Regions from separate parts of the Homo sapiens genome. Here region 1 is linked to region 2. The links are chromatin contacts, found by Hi-C or POLR2A ChIA-PET in ENCODE. All regions are on one chromosome and are shown on one strand. The core of a region is the stretch at or near the end of the contact, and the rest is flanking DNA. Distances in the headings are between cores, read along the strand shown. Region 1 holds the start of ANKLE1 (ankyrin repeat and LEM domain containing 1). Region 2 holds the start of SIN3B (SIN3 transcription regulator family member B).

Region 1 (7,492 bases), core at 3,571-6,070, 450 kb before region 2:
GCTCCCTACACACACACACACACACACAAACACACACACACACACACACACACACACACACACACACACACACCCCTTCTGAAACCAGAGATGGGGGCTGCTGTCAGCATGGGGCAGCTGGAACATTCAAACATTTCTCCCCAGGCTGGATGGCCAACTCCCCAGCACTCAGCCCCGGGCCTGGATGTCCTGGGGATGAAGCTGTCGCTCGCCTTCAGCCAGGAAGACAAGGAGGGCACGGTGCAGCAGGTGCACCCCCAAGCGCCGGCGACGAGCAGGTGGCCAGCCTGCCACCACTCCATAGCAGTGCCCTTGCTTCTGGTTGGTGAGCGTCTGGATCCCTGGAGAAATTGGATGTGGGGTCACAGGGGCAGCCATGGGGACACCTCCCCATCCAGCAGAAGTGTGTGACAGCAGGCGGCTGGGTATGGTGGCTCACGCCTGTAATCCCAACACTTTGGGTAGATCACATGAAGCCAGGAGTTCGAGACCAGCCTGGCCAACATGGTGAAACCCTGTCTTTACTAAAAAATACAAAAATTAGCTTGGCACAGTATGGTGATATGTGCCTGTAATCTCAGCTACTGGGGAGGCTGAGGCACAAGAATCACTTGAACCTGGGAGGCAGAGGCTGCAGTGAGTCGGGATCACGCCACCACACTCCAGCCTGGGCGACAGAGTCTCACACACACACAAAAAAGTATGTGACAGCAAACCCAATGTGTATTGCCCTTGAGTGGGGATAAACCAATGGAGCAAAATACATGCATGTGCAGGTTCAAAGTTGGTGCTCAATAATTGCTCAGTCAACAAATGAACACCCCTCAGAAGGAAAAAAATGAGGGAACTGGGAAGCCAAATGCCTTTCATATGACCCCCATTCTAGGTACCAGGCACCCACCTAGGGCTTCCACAATACACGCCTCCCGTGTATAAGCCTCCACAGCGACCACGTGCTGGAAGCAATGTAGGGACACAACACCGCAACCACTGGCCCAGATGTCCAAGATCTGACGCACCTTGGGGCAGGCCTGGTGGGGCTAGGGCAGAATCAGGAGTCAGCACCCCCAATACCCTCCCCTGCCCATGGCCCGACTGCCCTCGCTGAACCCTGATCCCTGTCCTCACACCTGTTTTCTTGACCGCCCATGGTGACCAAGGGCCTCCCAGAGGTGGACATATGGCCGGGCCCTCGTCCCTTTGCCCACGTAGAAGATGGCACGGATGAAAGTCTGAAGGCGCTCAGCTGGGGTCAGTGAGAAGGCTCGGGCTGGCAGGTCCTGAGTCTCCCTGGATGAAGGGGATAGCTCAGACAGGGAAAAGTGGATACAGTGGTCCCCAGAGGCAGTCCTTAAAGTCACAACATATCTTGAACCCATGTCTAGTGACTCCTGATTACAGGATCAGAGAGAGTCAGCGGCTCCCCAAAGACATTCAGCAGCTTTCTTTTTTTTTTTTTTTGAGACAGAGTTTCACTCTTGTTCCCCAGGCTGGAGTGCAATGGCACAATCTCAGTTCACTGCAATCTCCACCTCCTGGGTTCAAGTGATTCTCCTGCCTCAGCCTCCTGAATAGCTGGGATTACAGGCATGCACCAACACACCTGGCTAATTTTGTATTTTTAGTAGAAATGGGGTTTCTCCACGTTGAACACGCTGGTCTCTAACTGCTGACCTCAGGTGATCCGCCCACCTCAGCCTCCCAAAGTGCTGGTATTACAGGCGTGAGCCACCATGGCCAGCCGGGGCTCATGCCTGTAATGCCAACACTTTGGGAGGCCAAGGCAGGAGGATCACTTGAGGCTGGGAGCTCAAGACCAGCCTGGCCAACATGGTGAAACTCCATATCTACTAAAATTACAAAAAAAATTAGCCAGGCATGGTGGCACATGCCTGTAATCCCAACTACTTGGGAGGCTGAGGCACAAGAATCACTTGAACCCAGGAGGCGGAGGTTGCAGTGAGCCAAGATTGCGCTACTACATTCCAGCCTGGGCGAAACAGTGAGACTCCGCCTCAAAAAAAAAAAAAAAAAAAGAGGCCGGTGCGGTGGCTCACACCTGTAGTCCCAGCATTTTGGGAGGCCAGGGTGGGTGGATTACCTGAGGTCAGGAGTTCGAGACCAGCCTGGCCAACATGGTGAAACCTCGTCTCTACTAAAAATACAAAAATTAGTCGGGCGTGGTGGCAGGTGCTTGTAATCCCAGCTACTTGAGAGGCTGAGACAAGAGGATTGTTTGAACCTGGGAGGTGGAGGTTGCAGTGAGCCGAGACGGCACCATTGTACTCCTGCCTTGGCAACAAGAGTGAAACTCCGTCTTAAAAAAATAAAAAAAAAGAAGAAGAAGCAGCTGATGATTCTAGGGCCAGTCCCTTTCTTAAGGGCACACAGCAAATAAAAACCAATCCCCAAATTTTCTAGTTTCTATTTCTGGGGCTTTCCTGCCCTGAGTACCTGGGGTCCAGCAGCAGATAGGTGAAGCTAGACTTCACGACCCCCTCCCGCCACCTCCTGGCAGGATCTGGCTGCTCAAACTGCTGGGCCAGCGCGTCTTCATCTGCCTGGACATCTGGAATACAGCCCGTCCGCAGGGCTGCAGCCAGTTCTAGGCTGTGCCCTGAAAACTCTGGGCCTGGAAGTCAAGGGAGATGGAGGAAGGGATGATTCTGAGATGGGGAGGAAAGTGGGGCTGAGAGCTGGGGTTCTCCGGGAGATTCCTGGAGGCTCCCTGGACTCCATGTGCCCTGGGAAGACTAACCAGGAGCAATCTGGGCTTCTTCCAGCTGCTGGTGGTACAACTGCCTGGTGAAGGGTGTGATGGGGTGAGGATTCTCACCAAGTGCTCGGAGTCCCTTCAGCAACTCCAAGTCAGACACAGTGGAGACTGGCAGGTGCCGGCAAGGGCCGACAGGTTCCCTGCCACCTGTAGAGCTTGCCTCATCCTCTGTCAGCCAGAGCGTGGCCATGTCACTATCAATGGATGTCTGGTGCTCCCACAGGCAGTGGCAGTCAGAAGCTCCAGGGGTTGGTGTCCGTGGGGGGCTATGAGCTGGACTCCTGTCCAGGAGAGGCATGGAGGAAGGGGAGGACTGGAAGCCAGCAGCATTTGGTGGGGTCAGAGTCAGGGCCTGCAGACGGGCATTCAGTTCTGCCTCCGTGCCCTGAGACCTAGGTACCCTCTGGTTGGCATGGACAACATGCAGAAGTCCCTGCCTGGTCGGTGGCAATGACCCAGCCCAGGGGGGAGTGTCCGAGGCTGGGTCCTCAGCTCCAGAGACCTCAACCGCTGTGACGAAAGAGGCGTCTGAGCTGTAATCCCAGTGCCCTGGAGGGGACGCCGAGCTCCCATGTTTGTCCACAGTTTCAAGGGGAACAGGGAGGCTGGGGGGTCCTGGGTCAGCCTCCAAGCCAATGTCCCTGTTGTCACCTCTGCATGGCTGCTTTTGGAGTGCTATGGAGTCCAGCGTCTCATCGGTAGGTCCAGAGAGGCCTGGGGCTGCAGGTGAGAGTGGGGGCCAGAGAGGAGAGGAGGAGGGATGAGACAGCGATGAGAATAGGATCAAACAGAAAAAGGAGATCAGAGTGTCTGAGGCCGAAAGAGCTGGCCACAAATAGTGGATGTGAGACGGTCAGAACCAATGGGTGGGGTGGGGAAGACCCTGGATGTCAGGGACTGGTCCAGAAGTCAAGCCCCAGCAGCCCTGCAGGCCCTACTCACTGCCAGGTGCAGGCTCGGGCTCCTGAGTCTCTGCCCCGATCCGGGTCCGGGTCCTGGTCCGCGTGTCGAGATCCTGCAGGACTCGCGCGCACTCCAGGTGTCCCTGCTGCAGGGCCAGGTCCAGCGGCCGGAGTCCGTCCTACAGGGGCGCGGTCAGCAGGGGGCGCCCGAGGCCCTCTTACCTTCCTTCCCTCCCTCTGGGCTCACCCAGCCTTTCTTTGCCCGCGCAGTGCCTCCCAACCTGGTCGCGCAGCGCCGGGTCCGCTCCTTGGCTCAGCAGCAGCTCCAGGCCGCGGCGGCAGCCCCACGCGGCGGCCACATGCAGCGGCGTCAGTGCCTCGACAGATCTGGGGCGGCAGCGCAAGAGGGGTCATTGCGGACTCAGCCTCCCGGCAGGAACCCCGATCTCCGCTCTGGGGACCTGGAGCCTTCGTTCTCGGCCTCCCGGATCTCCGCCGTCCACCCTGGTACACTGCCCTTGGAACCTAGATGCTATGACCTCAGGCCAGGACCCAAACCTCTGCCGTCTGACCCTGGTGCCTCCACTCCAATATCCGAACCCTTGATCCCCACTTTGGTCCTAGCGCAGCCCCATTCCACGCCCTCGGTCTGGGACCCCAGCGCCTCCCTCGAGCCCTAGCCCCTGCCCTTGGACCCCCAAGTTCCCTCCCCAAGATCCCCTAAACCCCACCCTCGAGCCCCGAGGCCTGGCCCGGGATGATGGGGCGCCCCTTCCCGGATTCCCAGACTTCGGCTTGGGGAGACCCCGCCCCGGACCCAGGCTCTATCTTACCGAGCGTTGGGGTCCCCGCCTTGGCGCAGTAGGGCCCCGAGGCAACGCAGGCCGCGCGGGTGCCGGGCTCCGGCCGCCAAGTGCACAGCCGCTGCGCCGTCCTCTAGCACCAAATTAGGGTCCGCGCCGCAGCGCAGCAGCTCCTCTACTGCCCTGCAAACACCGCGGTCAGAGTGGACCCCGGCCAAAGACCCCCACTCCTGGCCCGCCCCCGGCCCCGCCCTCACCACGGCTCCTCCTCCCGCAGCGCATCCCGCAACCTGCGAGCCAGGCGGGCCTCCGAGCACATGCCCTGGCTGGGTCCGAAGCGCACCGCCTGGTCGGTCGATTTCCTACTTCCCGCGGGGGGCTTGTGGGCATGCGCCGCTCCTCCCCTCGGCTCGGGGGGCCCCTCTCCAGGGCCGAGCAGGGTTCCCAGCCAGGCTGCCCCGCGCCGCACGGGGGTCCACATCGGGGTTCGAGAGCTTTAGTGTCCTCAGGGGCCCTTGACACCCGGAGGCGCTCAAGCAGGGTCTGGGACCGCCGATAAGAGCCCGGGTGGGAGGATGCCACCGGGTGTGCCACTATCTCATTTAAAAACGGGAAACGCGAAGGCACCCGGCTCGAGTGGGTGGAGCTACGATTAAGAAAGTCCGGGGTGCCCCAGGTCATTAAGTCTCAGGGAATCTTCTTCAAGGGTGGCCTCTGGCAGGGAGCACGGCCTTATGAGAGGCTTAGGCCGGGCACGGTGGCTCACACCTGTAATCCCAGCACTTCGGGAGGCCCAGGCAGGAGGGTTGCTTGAGCTCTGGGGTTCGAGACCAGCCTGGGCAACTTGGATAAACCCAGTCCCTACAAAAAAATACAAAAAACTAGCCGGGCGTGGGTGGCTTGCACCTGTGGTCCCAGCTACTTGGGAGGCTGAGTTGGTAGAATCTCTTGAGCCCGGAAGTTCGAGGATGCAGTGAGCCATGATCACACCACTGCACTCCAGCCTGGGCAACAGAGCAAAACTCTGTCTCAGAAAATAAATAAATACATAAAATAGAGGCTTCAATTTCCAACCCCCAGGCCGAGGGCCCAGCTCACGCCTTTAAGCACAGTGCTTTGGGAGGCTGAGGAGAGAAGATCGTTTGAGCCTACTAGTTTGTTGTTGCTTTTCTTTTCTTTTAGTGAGTGCAGGAGTTTGAGACCAGCCTGGGCAACGGAGTGAGGCCCTATTTTTTTTTTTTTTTTTTTTTTTTTTTTTGAGCCGGATCTTACCCTGTCGCCCAGGCTGGAGTGCAGTGGCGCAATCTGGGCTCACTGCAACATTTGCCTCCCAGGTTCAAGCTATTCTGCCTCGGCCTCCCAAGTAGCTGGGATTACAGGCATGTGCCACCACTCTCGGCTAATTTTTGTATTTTTAGTAGAGATGGGGTTTCACCATGTTGTCCAGGCTGGTCTTGAGCTCCTGATCTCAGGTGATCCGCCCGCCTCGGCCTCCCAAAGTGCTAGGATTACAGGCGGAGACCTTGTCTTTGTTTTATTTATTTATTTATTTTTGAGACGGAGTTTTGCTCTTGTTGCCCAGGCTGGAGTGCAGTGGTGTGATCTCAGCTCACTGCAACCTCCTCCTCCAGGGTTCAACAGCTTCTCCTGCCTCAGCCTCCCCAGTAGCTGGGATTACAGGCATGCACCATCACGCCTAATTTTTTATTTTTAGTAAAGACGGGGTTTCACCATGTTGGTCAGGCTGGTCTCGAACTCCTGACCTTGTGATCCGCCCACCTCGGCCTCCCAAAGTGCTGAGATTACAGCCGTGAGCCACTGCGCCTGGCCAAGACCCCGTCTTTAAAAACAATTTTTAAAAAATTTCCAGTCCCCGTTCTGCGTTGCCCATTTTCAATCCAGCGGAACTAGGACTTCAGTATTTTGGAGGGCTGGACCTCTGAGAGTCTTAGTGTCCCATCTGCAAAATGTGAGAATCCTAACGAGGTTGATGCGGGGATTGAACAGGGGCTTGGGCACAAGGGCCTGACACACGATAGGTTCCAAAAAATGCTCATAGGGAGGAAAAGCAGTCACTCAATAAAGCTGTTTGTGTTTATTTTTGAGATAGGGTCTTGCTCTGTCACCCAGGCTAGAGTGCAGTGGCGCGATGACAGCTCACTGCAGCCTCGACCTCCTAGGTTCAAGTGATCCTCCCACTTCAGCCTCTCAAGTAGCTGGGAATCACAGGCGTGAGCCACCGAGCCTGGCTTAATTTTTGCATTTCCTGTAGAGACAGGAAATGTTGCTATGTTGTCCAGCGTGGTCTTGAACTCCTGGCCTCAAGCAACCCTCCTATCATGGCCTCAGTACTGCTGATGGAGCTCTTAAACCTCCCCCTTAGGGATGTATGATCCAGGCCTGGCTCATCAGAACATCACACAACCCTGGTACATGACTAGCTCTTAATTGAAGGTCATGTATCCCCCCGGGGGAGTCCAATCATATCCAGATGCTGAGAGAACTCTGCCTTGACCTGGATTGGGGTCTGGGGAGTGGTTGAAGCCATCACACACCTTTCCATTGGTTGGGGGGTAAGCAGGGCACATTGACTAGCAACCATGTAGTACCCTCCCAAATGGCAATGTTGTCCTAGCACCTGGACACAGCCAAGCCTGAAGCTGTTCTCTTGGCTTTTTCATCTTTTTTATTTTTGAATTTTTCTTTTTTATTTGAGAAAAGCTCTCACTCTATCACCAGGCTGGAGTACAGTGGTGCAATCTCAACTCGCTGCAACCTCCACATCCCGGGGCTTTTTCATCTACAAGAAAGCAGCCACTCACCTTTGCTCAGTGGCTAAGTTTTCCATCACTTGCAATGAAGATGATCCCCATTAACACAAAGTGATTGGCGTGGACTTCGGTTAACGAGTCTCAAATTTTTATTTTGATGGCAAAAATCACACAGGGAAGAACAAAAATTATCCATGACAAACTAGGAGTGGAAATGGGCTGGGAGACACAGAAAATGGG
Region 2 (7,401 bases), core at 4,574-7,073:
GGTGCAGTGGCTCATGCCTGTAATCCCAGTACTTTGGGAGGCCGAGGCAGGCAGATCACGTGAGGTCGGGAGTTCAAGACCAGCCTGACCAATATGGAGAAACCCCGTCTCTACTAAAAATACAAAATTAGTCGGGCGCGCTGGTGCATGCCTGTAATCCCAGTTACTCAGGAGGCTGAGGGAGGAGAATCGCTTGAACTGGGGAGGCAGAGGATGCGGTGAGTCGAGATTGTGTCATTGCACTCCAGCGTGGGTAAAGAGCGAAACTCTGAAACTCTGTCACAAAAAAAAAAAAAAAGAAAGAAAAGAAAGAAAGAAAGAATATCACCAGGGCCTCTGTGTGTGGGAAACCCTGTGAGGCTTTCAGACGATGGCCTCTCAAAGGACTCCAGGGAGCCGAAAGCTCAAAGGACTCCTGAAGCCACGCGAGTCATGGCCTGGACCTGGGATATCTCTCATGTTTCTGTCCTGAAGCCACACAAACAACAGCCCAGACTGCTGGGAAACAGGGCTGGAAACCTGACAGCACCTGTGTCAATATCAACTGGAAGCCAGTGGGCTCCCAGGGGCCCCCGAAGAGAACAAACTTCTACACCTAAGCCTGGAAATGACTGTTCCCAGGCTGCAGCACGATGACCAAGGCCCTGCTGAGTAGCTACTAAGTGAAAGTTCTTTTCAAGCCTTTCCCCAAGTCGATGGGTCTGCACCGTCATCATTGTCACCTAAGCCACCTACGGGGAGACAAGACTGCCAGCCCTCCACGGTTGGGGACCCGCAGCTACTTAAAGGAAGAGCCAACTCCAAATACAACCAGTGTGGCGCCTGTCAAGATCTAGCCCTGAAAGCCGAGTTACTCCACGGGCAGGGACTCTGCTGAAAGGCAATTTCCACATGCAGGACGCACAGTTCACATCTTTTCACTCTGGCTCTTTCTGAGTGAGTGACAGGAACGAGACCCAGAGTTTCCACAGCATTCAGGCTCTGCAAAGTGCTCTGGTGGACGCTGCTATTGCAAATGAGCTTGGCTTTCTCCCGCAGTCGTGACTGTTCTGGAGATCAGTCTTGCTAAGGCTTTCATGGTCTAAGACACAAGCAGTACATCTGGATCCTGGGGCTTCATTTGCAAACAGGAAATGGAAGGCTCTTCAGAGTTCAGTGGCCACACGCTTCCAAGTTCCCCTTTAAAGCTGAGATTCAGCTGGGTGCGGTGGCTCACACCTGTAATCCCAGCACTTTGGGAGGCAGAGGTGGGCGAATCACGGGGTCAGGAGTTCGAGACCAGCCTGACCAACATGGCGAAACCCCCATCTCCACTAAAAATACAAAAAAATTAGCCGGGCATGATGAAGCGTGCCTGTAATCCCAGCTACTCAGCACGCTGAGGCAGGAGAATCTCTTGAACCCAGGAGGTGGAGGTTGCAGGGAGCCGAGATTGCGCCACTGAACTCCAGCCTGGGTGACAGAGCGAGACTCCTTCTCAAAAAAGGCAAAAAAAAAACCCTGAGACTCGCTCCTTGGCTTTCAGGAGACAACAGGCTGATGGCAGAGAGGGTCTTGCACAGAGAAGCAGCAGAATTTTTTTTTTTTTTGAGACGGAGTCTTGCTCTGTCACCCAGGCTACAGTGCAGTGGCACAATCTCTGCTCACTGCAACCTCCGCCTCCCAGGTTCAAGCAATTCTCATGCCTCAGCCTCCCAAGTAGCTGGGATTACAGGCATGCTCCACTGCGCCTGGCTGATTTTTGTACTTTTAGTAGAGACAGGGTTTCACCATGATGGCCAGGCTGGTCTTGAACTCCTGACCTTGTAATCTACCCATCTCGGCCCCCCAAAGTGCTGGGATTACAGGCGTGAGCCACTGCGCCTGGCCGAGAAGCAGCAGAATTGACACACACCTTGCACATGGAATTAATACAAAAGCACTGCCACATTACCCTTCGCTGTTCTCTTTCCAACTGACTGCGGAGTGTCAGATCCCTAATTGATTGGACGCTCTATCATCTCTTCCATCAAAGAAGACCTACCAAGTGCTTCCAGCAGTAGATTCTGACACTCCCTGCTAAAACTCTCGAGGCAAGGACTGGAGGAGGTTGGGAGAGCTGGTCCACTTACACCGGTGGTTCTCAACAGGGGCACTTTTGCCCCCCAGGGAGACACCTGGCAATGTCTGGAGACATTTCTGGCTGTCAGAACTGAGTGAAGGTCTGGTAGGTACACGCTACAGATCCTGCTAAACACCCCACAATGCACTGGGAAGCCCCCAACAGCAAAGAATTATGCCTTAAATGGGAAATAGTGTTGAGGTGGAAAAAATGACAATGGTCATCTTATAAAAGGAAATCTTAAGTAGGCTTTCTTTTTCTCAGAGGCGCTAGTAAGCTCAAGCATGAAGAGACTGCAGAGATAGAAGGGGCAGTGAGCCAGGCACAGTGGCTCACTCCTGTAATCCCAGCACTGTGGGAGGCCAAGGTGGGCACATCGCTTGAGGCCAGGAGATCGAGACCAACCCTGGGCAACATAGTGAGACCCTGTCGCTACAAAAAAAATAAATAAATTAGCTGGCCGTGGTGGTGCACGCCTGTAGTCCTAGCTACTTAGGAGGCTGAGACGGGAGGATCACTTGAGCCCAGGAGGTTGAGGCTGCAGTGAGATATGATGGCACCACTGCACTCCAGCCTGGGCAACAGAGTGAGAACCTGTCTTAAAAAAAAAAAAAAAAAAGGAGGCTGGGCACGGTGGCTCACGCCTGTAATCCTAGCACTTTGGGAAGCTGAAGCAGGCAGATCACTTGAGGTCAGGAGCTCAAGAACAGCCTGGCCAACATGAAGAAACCCCATCTCTACTAAAAATACAAAAATTAGCTAAGCATGGTGGTGCACACCTGTAATCCCAGCTACTCGGGAGGCTGAGGCAGGAGAATTGCTTGAACCTGGGAGGCGGAGGTTGCACTGAGCTGAGATTGCGCCACTGCACTCCAGCCTGGGTGACAGAGCCAGACTCCGTCTCCAAAAAAAAAAAAAAAAAAAAAAAGAGGGCCAGCACCTATCACCCAAGAAAAAAGGGACCAAAGCAAAGCCAGGAGTCCCAGCTGAGCTAATGATCCTATCAACAATTAAATGAAACACAGCCAACATAAACGTGGCTACTCACACACCATCTCGACCACTTTATTTTGTAGGTGGTACTGAGAGTGATCAGAGGCAGACGAGGACATGCTTAAATACAAGGGCAAGCCTGCCTGGTATGCTCGCTGGGAAAGCCTCAAGCCAAGACCTCAGCAACTGCTGAGGTGGTTATTTAGACTTCACACAAAATTCTGCGTTAGGAGGATACCTCCCTGACATCCACTCTTGATTTAAATCTTCCAAACAGATCAATTTGGGAGGCAGAGGCTGCTTGTGTAGGTGTTTCCATATCTATTTTGATTTGTGCTAGAAGCAATGAGCACGTCTAGAAAAAGAACAGATCTTAAGTGGCTTTCTAGCAATGATACAGGAGAGACACGTGGCCCAACCTGAGTAGCAAGACATACTCGGTGAAGGCTGAGATCACCCGAACCACTGTAGTGGCATACCTGGCTTGTCAGAGGCGACTGTATGTTTAACTTGCCATTCTTGGGAATGTCTATTCTATATCCGAGGGGAAGAAAAGCGTTGAATCCAACAATGAGGTCAGGGTGCTCGTGGAAGAGCTGCGAGACACGTCTGATGACTCCAGGAGTATCGATGCTAGAAGAAACAACGGAAGTGGGCAAAAGGGTCTTGGGAAATAAATGAAAAATATAATCTATTCCCCACTCCCTTGATACTGCCACATAAAAACCTTCTCAACAGACAACAAAGGAACCTAAAATGTGACCCACCAGGCGCAGTGGCTCATGCCTGTAATCCCAGCACTTTAGGAGGCCGAGGCAGGCAGATCACCTGAGGTCAAGAGTTCGAGACCAGACTGGTCAACATGGTGAAACCCTGTCTGTACTAAAAATACAAAAACGAACTTGGAGTGGTGGTGCGTGCCTGCAGTCCCAGCTACTCAGGAGGCAGAGGCACAAGAATCACTTGCACCCGGGAGGCGGAGGCTGCAGTGAGCCCAGATCACACCACTGCACTCCAGCCTGGGCGACAGCACGAGAATCCATCTCAAAAAAAAAAAAAAAAGTGCCCCCATGTGATAGCATCTGTACACCATGACCTATCTCCTGACTGGCTAGGCCTGAGCTCCCTGTTCCCTCCTGGTGAGAACCAGAGAATACTGACATCGCTCAGCTCCCCTAAAACACTCCAAGAATGGGTACTCGGTTCTGAAAATGTCAGGAGAGCCAACCGCAAGGCCTGGACTCCAAGAAATGGCAGGAGGCCAAAGTCCTCTAAGCAATGTGAAAACTTCCCTCATTTTGTATCAGATAGAGATGACTATGACACAGGTTTCCATCTGAGCAAACAATTGCAATGCATAAATACCAATGGTACTGCCAAGAATGGGAAAGGTGTAAGAAAAATAGGAGGGGAGAGATGGGGTCTCCCTTCTGGCTGCATTGCAGCCCAGCCCTTAGCACTGGGCTCCCGGAAGGAAACCAGGCCAGCCCCACCATGTTTCCTAAGAGGGGGCAGCAGTATGGTAAGCATGTGACTTCCAAGAATCTGAGTCAGAGGGTCTGAGTTCTAGTGACACCTCTGCCACTTAGGTGGGTCCCTTACCCACTCCAAACCTCAGTGAGTCTCCTATAAAAACAAGGGCATGATCCCAGGGTTTCCCATCTATCTGTAATCTTCCTTGATTCTGGGCCTGCAAAATCATCTCATGTGTTTTAAACGTTTTCTGTGTGCCAGCTCCCTTACTAAGCATTTTATGCGTCTTACTTCCAAGCAGGCCTGGGACCACAGTGAGCCCAGAGAAGCATCTTGAGGACAAGATTAAAGGGGAAGAGGGTGCCAAAAATTTCAATCATCAAGACAATAACATTTTACAGCGCTTGAAAATAAAAATCAAAATGGGTCCCACCAAATCTTTCATGAACAAAACTAATATAAAAATCAACATATTAAATCAAGGCAGGATTTGACTCTATGAGTGTGCACGGCCTCGCCCTCCCTGCCTCCCCCCAGATCCCTGTCCTGCTTCCAGGAATCCCCACAAAGCTCCACAAGGTGGGTACTACCCATTTCCATTTTTGTTACGAGAAGGAGCTAGGGCTCTGAGAGATTGGACAACCTGCGCAAGGTCACCCGGCTAAGGGGGCAGGCTGGAGAGGGGAGGTCTCACCCCGCTAGGCCCGATTCCGGCCCAGGGGGGTCCCCTGAGGTGGAGAGGGGCCCCGCTGGTACCTCTGGCTTTTGAACTCCTTCATGATCTCCAGGAAGCCGTTGTAGGTGGCAGGGTCGCTGCCAAAGCGGATCTTCACCTGGTCCAGATAGGTGAGGGCGTCTTCTACCTGCAGAGAGGGGGAGGGTCCCGGTGGGCCCTGGCCGCGGAACGAGGGGACGAGGGGCCGGGGTCCCTGAGGGGAAGGGGATGGGCTGGGCTTTCGGAGGGCCGAGGTGAGAGGTGAGGGGTGAGGGGTCCGGGGCAGTGCAGAGGGGAGGCCGAGGTGGGGCTGGGGCCGGGCGGGGCCTGGGTGAGGGGCGCCCGCCCGCGGGGTCCAGAAGATGGGTTCCCCGAGGGAGGGCGGGGACGCCACTCACGTGCACCGGCAGCTTCTCGTGGCCTGCGGAGCCCGAGCGACCCCAGCGGGCGCCGCTCAGCCCCCGGCCCGCGGGGCCGCCGGCACCGCTGCCACCGCTGCCACCGCCAGCGTGCGCCATGTCCGAAGTCGGAGCTGCGCCCCGCCCCGCCCCCGCCCGAGGTCCTGCCGCGCATGCGCAGCCTCCGCCTTTGGAGGCGGGGTTTGATGACGTTGAGGGGCGGTGCTCTTTGAGGGACTCTTCTGAAGACCTTCTCCTTAAGATTGGTATCATAATTAATGATTTATATAGCAGGGGTAGGCGAGCCAAGACCCGCCGCCTACTTTGTCCGGCCCCGCAAGCTCAGAATTATTTTTACATGTTTACATAGCCGGGGGAAAAATCCAAAGAAGAATAGTCTATGACCTGTGAAAAGTTTGTGAAATTCACATTTGAGGGTCCCTGAATAAAGTTTTATTAGCACACAGACACGCCCACGCGTTTACCTGGCTTCTCTGCCTGCTTTCGCCTTACAACAGAGTAGGTAGTTGCTAAAGATCCTACAGATCTGCAGACCCTGAAGTATTTACGATCTGGCCTTTTATGGAAAAAGTTTGTTGGCCCCTGCTTTATAGAGTTGACGGGACGATGAGGTATGAGCCCCCAGCGCCCTAATATAGGGCCTTGCGTGGTGAATTTTTGCTAAATGGCCTTTAAGTTAGTCCTACTCCTCCCATCTTCACTTCCCTATCCTTGGCCCCGTCACTTCCCATCTGGACCAGTTTAGGAGCCTCCTAACTCTGGTACTTTCTTTTTTTTTTTTTTTTTTTTTTTTTTTTTTTGAGACAGAGTCTCGCTCTGTCGCCCAGGCTGGAGTGCAGTGGCGCGATTTCCGCTCACTGCAAGCTCCGCCTCCCGAGTTCACACCATTCTCCTGCCTCAGCCTCCTGAGTAGCTGGGACTACAGGCGCCCGCCACTGCGCCCTGCTAATTTTTTGTACTTTTAGTGCCACCCCACCTGGCTCTAACTCTGGTACTTTCTCAGCCCTGATACTATCAAGAACTCTAGGCTGGGGATGGTGGCTCACGCCTGTAATCCCAGCACTTTGGGAGGCCGAGGCGGACGGATCACGAGGTCAGGAGATAGAGACCATCCTGGCTAACACGGTGCAACCCCGTCTCTACTAAAAATACAAAAAATTAGCCGGGCCTTGAAAAAAAGAAAAAGAAAATGAAAAAATTGGCTGGGCGCCGTGGCTCACGCCTGTAATCCCAGCACTTTGGGACGCCGAGGCGGGCAGATCACCTGAGGTCTGGAGTTGGAGATTAGCCTGACCAACATGGAGAAACCCCGTCTCTACTAAAAATACAAAATTAGCCGGGCTTTGTGGCGCATGCCTGTAATCCCAGCTACTCGGGAGGCTGAGGCAAGAGAATTGCTTGAACCCGGGAGGCGGAGGTTGCAGTGAGCCAAGATCACGCCATTGCACTCCAGCCTGGGCAACAAGAGCAAAAACTCTGTCTCAAAAAATTAATTAATTAATTAATTAAATAATAAAATAAAATGAAAAAATTAGCTGGGCGTGGTGGTGCACACGTTTAGTCCCAGCTACTCGGGAGGCTGAGGCAGGATTGCTCATGCCCAAGAGTTCAAGGCTGCAGTGAGCCATGATCTTGCCACTGCACACCCCAGCCTGGGAAGCATAGCAGTGCTTTTTTTTTTTTTTTTTTTTAAAGAGCAT

What was found. Hi-C counts contacts between places; a loop is a spot of excess contacts on that map. ChIA-PET counts read pairs that join two places held with the same protein, here RNA polymerase II (POLR2A). Pooled maps may share reads with other maps.
Region 1: a map of B cell shows a loop between it and region 2 (5-fold over the local background). The contact joins the promoter of ANKLE1 here to the promoter of SIN3B in region 2. A Hi-C loop is called at or near these places in 2 of 168 maps with a recorded cell type or tissue (B cell and ovary), 4 of 37 single-sample maps with no recorded cell type and 6 of 50 pooled maps. POLR2A ChIA-PET finds 5 or more read pairs at or near these places in 1 of 52 experiments (H1).

Annotation. Positions count from the first base shown.
Region 1 is chr19:17,279,229-17,286,720 of GRCh38, reverse strand. It overlaps ANKLE1 (ankyrin repeat and LEM domain containing 1), which reads right to left and starts at 4,820. Exons shown (of 9, transcript NM_152363.6): 1 at 4,739-4,820; 2 at 4,512-4,664; 3 at 3,960-4,065; 4 at 3,719-3,857; 5 at 2,759-3,496; 6 at 2,455-2,632; 7 at 1,131-1,290; 8 at 902-1,040; 9 at 1-341. The coding sequence starts at 4,800. The coding sequence ends at 169. BABAM1 (BRISC and BRCA1 A complex member 1) reads right to left here. Exons shown (of 9, transcript NM_014173.4): 9 at 7,384-7,492. RefSeq lists silencers at 4,809-4,898, 4,909-4,958.
Region 2 is chr19:16,827,820-16,835,220 of GRCh38, reverse strand. SIN3B (SIN3 transcription regulator family member B) reads right to left here and starts at 5,823. Exons shown (of 19, transcript NM_001297595.2): 1 at 5,681-5,823; 2 at 5,324-5,430; 3 at 3,574-3,727. The coding sequence starts at 5,800. RefSeq lists enhancers at 871-960, 5,596-6,097 and a silencer at 5,676-5,855.